Linked DNA regions of Homo sapiens: region 2 is linked to region 1. Evidence: chromatin contacts called from ENCODE Hi-C or POLR2A ChIA-PET data. All regions are on one chromosome and are shown on one strand. The core of a region is the stretch at or near the end of the contact, and the rest is flanking DNA. Distances in the headings are between cores, read along the strand shown. Region 1 overlaps PLG (plasminogen). Region 2 overlaps LOC102724152 (a long non-coding RNA gene).

Evidence for each region. A loop is a pair of places that touch in the nucleus more often than their neighbours do. ChIA-PET counts read pairs that join two places held with the same protein, here RNA polymerase II (POLR2A). Pooled maps may share reads with other maps.
Region 2: a map with no recorded cell type shows a loop between it and region 1 (8-fold over the local background). The contact joins two enhancer-like sites. A Hi-C loop is called at or near these places in 1 of 37 single-sample maps with no recorded cell type and 2 of 50 pooled maps. POLR2A ChIA-PET finds 5 or more read pairs at or near these places in 1 of 52 experiments (OCI-LY7).

What each region holds. Positions count from the first base shown.
Region 1 is chr6:160,740,802-160,744,971 of GRCh38, forward strand. PLG (plasminogen) reads left to right here. Exons shown (of 19, transcript NM_000301.5): 17 at 510-616. Among named protein-coding and RNA genes, the nearest start is that of PLG, 41 kb to the left of the region's middle. RefSeq lists an enhancer at 1,557-1,626. Within about 2 kb of position 1,535, at least 2 of the 41 ENCODE cell types and tissues checked have a DNase peak (open chromatin) inside an H3K27ac peak, as active enhancers do; they include OCI-LY7, where a contact is called at or near this core.
Region 2 is chr6:163,666,143-163,670,199 of GRCh38, forward strand. The region is part of intron 1 of LOC102724152 (a long non-coding RNA gene); the gene reads right to left. Among named protein-coding and RNA genes, the nearest start is that of QKI, 250 kb to the left of the region's middle. Within about 2 kb of position 1,674, at least 6 of the 41 ENCODE cell types and tissues checked have a DNase peak (open chromatin) inside an H3K27ac peak, as active enhancers do; they include OCI-LY7, where a contact is called at or near this core.

The sequences.
Region 1 (4,170 bases), core at 285-2,784:
CAAGTATTTTACTGGATTCTTACAACTATGGCGTAGTAACATTCACTGAGGAGGAAATGGAGGATCCAAGGATGGAGCAAGTTGCTCTGGGCACACAACACATTTGCAATTTTACAGCCTCTTGGTGGCATCTCAGTCAGACATTCCATGCACTGATCAATGCCCTATTCGATTAATGTAAAAGGACACACTCAGCATGAGATTCCAGTTGTGCACAGAATATACATGAGAAGTGCGCCTTTGTCATCCCTACTTTCAAAGGTGAAGGCCACCAGCAGTATCTTGCATGCAACTGATGCCTTTCAAATGAAACCTTACATCTGCATAGTCCATAGACAACCACAGGCAAATGTGAGGGTGAAACTCTGTGTTCTACGTTGCTCTGTGTCAGTGAAGCAAGGCAGTGCCAGTTCAGAGGGCTCTGGGGCCTCAAGACAGGGATGACTGGTTGTGGGTACTGCAGCTGCGAGCAGAGCAGTCAAACATAACTGCTGATGCTTTTCTTTCAGTCCTGCCGTCATCACTGACAAAGTAATCCCAGCTTGTCTGCCATCCCCAAATTATGTGGTCGCTGACCGGACCGAATGTTTCATCACTGGCTGGGGAGAAACCCAAGGTGAGATAAATTCCATTGCCCACATAACGAATTGGTTTTGACCTACAGTCCATGTGACAAAATGATCATTTTGGAGAAAGCTGTGCAAATTCCTATCCATGAATGTGGTCCACCCCACTCCTGATTTTGCCTGGGCACCTGTCTATGTCTTAATCAGTCTTCAAGGCACATGATCAAAGGGAGGAAAACTGTGTCTTTGAGTCTCTCTCTCTCTCTCTGTTTTCAGAACATTTTTATTTCAATTAATTAATTTTTAACTTTTATTTTAGGTTCAGGGGTACATGTGCAAGTTTCTTGTATATGTAAACAGTGGTTTGTCATGCAGATTATTTTGTCACCTAGGTACTAACCCTAGTACCCAATTCTTAGTATTTCCTGCTCCTCTCCCTCCTCCCACTCTTCTCCCTCAAGTAGGCCCCAGTGTCTGTTGCTCTCTTCTTTGTGTCCATGAGTTCTCATCACTTAGCTCCCACTTATAACTGTGAACATGTGGTATTTGGTTTTCTGTTCCTGTGTTAGTTTTCTAAGAATAACGGCCTCCAGCTCCATTCATGTTCCTGTAAAAGATATTACCTCATTCTTTCTTATGGCTAAACAGTATTCCATGGTGTATATGTACCACATATTCTTCATCCAATGTGTCATTGATGGTCATATAGGTGATTCCATGTCTTTGCTACTGTGAATAGTGCTGCAATGAACATTCATGTGCATGTGTCTTTAGGGTAGAATGATTTATATTCCTCTAGGTATATCGCCAGTAGTAGGATTGCTGGGTTGAAAGTTAGTTCTGCTTTTAGCTCTTTGAGAATCACCATACTGCTTTCTACAGTGGATGAACTAATTTACAGTCCCACCAGCTGTTAGTGTTCTCTTTTCTCTGCAACCTTGCCAGCATCTGTTATTTTTTGACTTTTTAGGAAGCCATTCTGGCTGGTGTGAGATGATTTTTCATTGTGGTTTTGATTTGCATTTCTCTAACGATCAGTGATATTGAGCTTTTTTTCATATGTTTGTTGGCCACAGGCATGTCTTCTTTAGAAAAGTGTGTTAGTGTCCCCTGTCCATTTTTTAATGGGGTTTTTTTTTTCTTGTAAATTTGTTTAAGTTCCTCATAGATGCTGGATATTAGACCTTTTTCAGGTGCATAGTTTGCAAATATTTTCTCCTGTTCTCTAGGTTTTCCCTTTACTCCCTTGAGAGTTTCTTTTTCTGTCCAGAAGCTCTTAAGTTTAATTAGATCCCATTTGTCAATTTTTGCCTTTGTTGAGATTGCTTTTGGCATCTTCATGAAATTTTTGCCCGTTCCTATGTCCAGGATGGTGTTACCTAGGTTGTCTTCCAGGATTTTTGTACTTTTGGATTTTACATTTAAGTCTTTAATCCATCTTGAGTTGATTTCTGTATATGGTGTAAGGAAAGGGGTCCAGTTTCCATCTTCTACATATGGCTAGCCAGTTACCCCAGCACCATTTATTGAATAGGGAGTTATTTTCCCATTGCTTGTTTTTGTCAGCTTTGTTAAAAATCAGATGTCTGTAGGTGTGTGGCCTTATTTCTGGGCTCTCTATTCTGTTCCACTGGTCTACGTGTCTTTTTTTTTTTTTTTTTTTACCAGTACCATGCTGTTTTTGTTACTGTAGCCCTGAAGTATAGTTTGAAGCCAGGTAATGTGATGTCTCCAGCTTTGTTCTTTTTGTTTAGGATTGCCTTGGCTATTCTGGCTCCTTTTTGGTTATATATAAATTTTTGAAGTAGTTTTTTAATAGTGCTGTGAAGAATATCATTGGCAGTTTGATAGGAATAGCAATGAATCTGTAAATTACTTTGGGCAGTATGGCCATTTTAATGATATTGATTCTTCCAATCCATGAGCATGGGATGTTTTTCCATTCATTTGTGTCATCTCTGATTTCTTTGAGCAGTGTTTTGTAATTCTTATTGTAGAGATCTTTACCTCTCTGGTTAGCTGTATTCTTACATATTTTATTCTTTTTGTGGCATTTGTGAATGGGACTGTGTTCCTGATTTGCCTCTGGGCTTGGCTGTTGTTGGTGTAAAGGGATGCTAGTGATTTTTGTACATTGATTTTATATCCTGAAACTTTGCTGGAGTTGATTATCAGCTGAAGGAGCTTTTGGGCTGAGACTATGGGGTTTTCTAGACATAGAGTCATGTCATCTGCCAACAGGGATCGTTTGATTTCCTCTCTTCCTATCTGGATGCCCTTTATTTCTTTCTCTTGCCTGATTGCTCTGACCAGGGCTTCCAATACTATGTTGAATAGGAGTGGTGAAAGAGGGCATCCTTATCTTGTGCCAGTTTTCAAGGGGAATGCTTCCAGCTTTTGCCCATTTAGTATGATGTTGGCTGTGGACTTGTCATAGCTGTCTCTTATTATTTTGAGATATATTCCTTCAGTACCTAGTTTATTGAGAGTTTTCAATATAAAGGATGGTAAATTTTATCAAAATCCTTTTCTGCATCTATTGAGATAATCATGTGGGTTTTCTCTTTAGTTATATTTATGTGATGAATCACATTTATTGATTTATGTATGTTGAACCAAGCTTACATTCTGGGGATAAAGCCTACTTGATCACGATGGATTGGCTTTTTTATGTGCTGCTGGATTTGGTTTGCAAGTATTTTGTAAAGGATTTTTGCATCAGTGTTCATCAAGGATATTGGCCTGAAGTTTTTTGTTGTTTTTGTGTCTCTGCCAGGTTTTGGTATCAGGATGATGCTGACCTCATAGAATGAATTGGAGAGGAGACCCTCCTCCTCAGTTTTTTTGAACGGTTTCAGTAGGAATGGTCATAGCTCTTCTTTGTACATCTGGTGGAATTCAGCTGTGAATCTATCTGGTCCTGGGCTTTTGTTGGTTAGTAGGCTATTTATTACTGATTCAATTTTGGAGCTCATTATTGTTCTGTTCAGGGAATCAATTTCTTCCTGGTTCAGTCTTGGGAGGGTGTATGTGTCCAGGAATTTATCCATCTCTTTTAGGTTTTCTAGTTTGTGTGCATGGAGCTGTTTGTAGTAGTTTCTGATGGTTATTTTTATTTTTGTGGCATCAGTGCTAACATCCCCTTTGTCATTTCTAATTGTGTTTATTTTGGTCTTATCTTCCTTTTCTTCATTAGCCTAGCTAGCAGCCTACCTATCTTATTACTGTTTTCAAAAAACCAACTACTGGACTTGTTGATCTTTTGAATGAATTTTCATGTCTTGACTTTCTTCAGTTCAGCTCTGATTTTGGTTATTTCTTGCCATCTGCTAGCTTTGGGGTTGATTTGCTCTTGTTTCTCTAATTTTTTCCATTGTGATGTTAGGTTCTTAATTTGAGATCTTTCTTCTTGATGCTAGCATTTGGTGCTATGAATTTCTCTCTTAACACTACCTTAGCTCTGTCCAAGAGATTCTGGTATGTTGTATCTTTATTCTCATTAGTTCAAAGAACTTCCTGATTTCTGCCATAATTTCATTATTCACCCAAAAGTCATTCAGGAGCATGTTGTTTGATTTCCATGTAATTGTACGGTTTTGAGTTA
Region 2 (4,057 bases), core at 424-2,923, 2.9 Mb after region 1:
ATATTTAGGACACATGTAGGGTTAAAAAAAGAAATCCACAGGAAAACACTGAAACAAATTGCAGAGCAATTTCAGTGACTGATTATATTTAAGCTGCAGTGTGTCAGCTGTTCTCATATTTTTTTTTCAGAGTTCCCAAATCCGTTAGACAATATTCTGAAGCTATCAAACACTGGTCTTTATTTTTGAATCAAAGTCATTTTAGAAACCACGTCCCTGATCTTTTCGAGACTCATAAAATATAAAAATGGCATCTCATTTTTTTTTTGGACAAGCTTTTTATCTTCTTTGTCCTCTTCAGATAATAAAAATACTAACAATAACAAATAAAAGCAGTTGTCATTTACCGAGCTCACGTTCTCTGCCAAGTACTGTGGTATGTATTTTATATCAACTCATTTTAGTTTTCACAGCAAACTTAGGAAGGAGCCATGAGTTGTATGAAGTTCCTGTGGTTGAGGAAGTTTAAATATCATGTTTAAAGACACACAACTCATAAATGATGAAGTTATTACTAGAACTGGGCTAATCTATTCTTATAAGTTTTAGCAAAATGACAGCTATAAATTTCCATTTCCCAGAGTATTTTCATATGTGTTGTCTCATTGATTTTTCACAGTCCTGAACATAGATCAAGGCTCAGTAGAGTGTGGTTGCGATTTTACAGAGGGAAACCCAAGGCTCAGAGAGGTCATGATTTACCCAAACACAGCTCACTTCCAATAGGGCTGCTGAGGCCGTGGCCACGCTCTGCACCAAACAAAGCCAGTGTGCAAATTGGGCCATTGGACCCAGCTCCAGTGCTCATTCACAATCCCACACTGAAAAAAGCAAGAGAACAGAACGAACGCACATGCAAAACCACCTATATGGCATCAAGGAGGTCTTTTTCCTCAAGTATGAGCTAGGCTTTTCCAGCCTGGCTGGAAAGCCTAGCAGAGAATGGGATTCTCTGCTAAGGTCAACAAGATGCGGCGCAGCCACTACCTACGAAGCTGCTTAGCACGCCCCACTGTGTGCCTGCCCAGGGGAGGACACGCAGCCCTAGGGGTCTGCTTATGATTTCTGCCCCTGCTTGTCTCTGCTGCTTGCAGCCAGCGCTGGCTGGACATGGAGAGCCAGCACCGAGTTCCATTGCTTCCATTTGGCACCAAGTGCCTGATGGAGCTGTCCACTCTCAACAAGAAAGGGGCCTGAGGTGTTGGGGCAGAATGAGGGTCCTCGCTTGAGCTCACCTTGACTCTTCTCACAGGCCAGGCCATGAAGGGAAGGGAAACGGAGCAAAGCCAAGAGACAGGGAAAAGTGTGGGGGATAACCTGGGGGCTGGAGGGCTGGTTGGGGGGTGCAAGGGGCGGTCGCGGTGAAATCTGGCCTTACGGGCACGGTGCTAGTGGGGAGAACGTTAAAGGAAGTCACTTTAATCTTCAGAATGAGCTCAGAGGTCCACAGGGTGGATATGGAACCCCTATTCATTCATTTAATATATGATTAGATGTCAGTGTTGTTGGAGTTACATTTTAGGAAATGACTATTCATAATGGAAGTCCTGGCACGGTTTCTTTCTAATCAGCAAAACGGGGTGGTGGGCTCAGCTGTGGCACCCTCGCAAGAGGCTCTTAATTTACGAGTGATGTTAAATTATGCTGGCTGCCAGATAGTCAGATACGGGAAGTGATACAATAAGTCATTGGGGATGTGCTAGTTCTTCTTTTTTCATTTGACAACCACAGGAAGTGGCCATTAGCCAAGCCATCTGAGAGAAAGCATCTGATTGCTCTGCTACGTGCACAGTATCTTGAGTAACTGCAAAAGCCTGAGAGGAAGGACTGCAGGGGGTGGGGATGAGAAGCAGGGTGAGGGGGAGGATAGAGATCTGGGGGTCAGGGCCCTCAGAAGCTAGCATCAGGACAGCTCATGTGGCTTGTTTTTCGCAGGCTCCCCAGGGACTATTCCAGGTTGGGCTAAGCCTAGTCAGGTTTGTCAAAGCCCTACAAAAATAGTTCATGTTATTTCTGTGGCAAATCATGCACAAAGAACTTATGAATAACTAATTTCTTACTTGGCTCTTTTCTAGAAAGGGTAATTCAATACAATGCGCTTTCCAGTCTGTCACAACTGCACGAGGGCAGAGGCAGATTGCAGGTGGGGCAGGACTTCGTAGCCAGGACAAACTTGACTGCAGAGGGTAGCCTGTTCCTCAACCTTCTGAAGCCCTGACTGAGACTTGAAACTGTAGAGAAATTAGCAGGATTCTGGGGAGAACAGAGTCTGGAGAGAACAGAATGGAGTGTGCATGTTTGAAGATGTATAGTTTCTAACAGCAATTTCAGTGCTTGTAGGCAATTTATAAATATTCGAGAAAGATGCTACCATACTTGGCTGAAAGGCTGACGGAGATGGTATTAGGTAACGGAAGTTACAGACAGTGGATGTATGAAGCTGATATTATAGGAGTCCCCTTTCCATCTGGGCAGTATGAACAGGTTGCAACTTACCCTCCTAGTTAGATCCTAGCCGTCTTAGCTTCCTTTTCTGGCATGGCCAGCCATTGCTTTCTGACCTCTTTGAAATAAATACTTTTATGCCCATAAAAAGAGTGTTTTTTTTTTGAATTAAGAAAAAAAGACTTTGATTGGATGGTTTCTAAGCTTTCTTGCACATCGGAGTCACTGGGTGATCTTGATAACATTCCAGTGCCTTTCTTTTCTTTTTTTTTTTTTTTTTTTTTTTTTGAGACAGAGTCTCGCTCTGTCGCCCAGGCTGGAGTGCAGTGGTGTGATCTTGGCTCACTGCAAGCCCCGCCTCCCGGGTTCACGCCATTCTCCTGCCTCAGCCTCTCCGAGTAGCTGGGACTACAGGCACCCACCACCATGCCTGGCTAATTTTTAGTATTTTTAGTAGAGATGGGGTTTCACTGTGGTCTCGATCTCCTGACCTCGTGATCCGCCCGCCTCGGCCTCCCAAAGTGCTGAGGTTACAAGCATGAGCCACCGTGCCCCGCTTTTCAGGGCTTTTCAAAGATCATTTTCTCCAACTCAATGTCCCTGCATTTTCCAGAGTTTGTTTGTTAGCATTGGGTAGCAGTCAGACTGGTTATTTTGCTGTAACAAACGACCGTGATATCTCATGTTGGAGGGGCAAGGAAGCACAAGCCCATCTTATTCCCAGAAGGAAAGCCAGAAATATTTGTAGGAAAGTGATAGCTATGCCACAGGGATTATTGATTTTGCATTCTAGATTCTTTTAGTTTGAGTAATTCCTTCCAGAATTTTTTGTCTTATAATTTTGAGAATTAAGATATTAATTTTGCTGCCTCAAAATGGAAATGCTTTCTGGAACCAGGAAGGCAATACCTCTGGTTTTCTTGGACACTTTTGTGACCATTTTCTTAGTTTTGATTACTTCAGCAGTTAGGATTTTTTTAAACAAACAAACAAATCAAAACAATAAATCCTACTGGTAGATCTGACATAGCTAGTGATTTTTGCACAAGGGCAAAGGAAATCAAAGAGCATAGAGCCTCTGTATGGTTTTGGGAGAAGGTAATCTTTCCTCTTGGACTTGCACCCTCCATCTTATTGGCCAGGGTTATGGGCCATGGCCACCTGGGTTGCAAAGAAGCCTCCCTTGCAGAGGAAGGGAAGGAGAAGGGAGAAATGTAAATGGCTTTGGTGGAACCAATGCACAGTGTGAACCCTCAGGAGTAGGCAAAACATGTGCTGTAAACTCCAAGTCTAGGCTTTGGGCTATTGTCCCTGATAGTTCAATAAAACTCTCTAGTTAATCCCTAATAAATTTGTGACTGGAATGGCCTGCAGGTTTTAAGCCATGAAAACAGTTAAATGACCTCACATTGCAGTGTGAGCATCCATTCGGTAACCTGGGTCACTCCTTACCGTTTACCCACACCTAGATTTTGGGTCATGGTGAGCTAAGCAGAGTTGGATAGAAATTGAATATCAAAATGGAAAATGTCTATACCAAAGTGATCCATCTGATGAAATTACAGTTCAGAGACATTTTATAATAGAGCTACAGAATATTGAGGCTGGATGG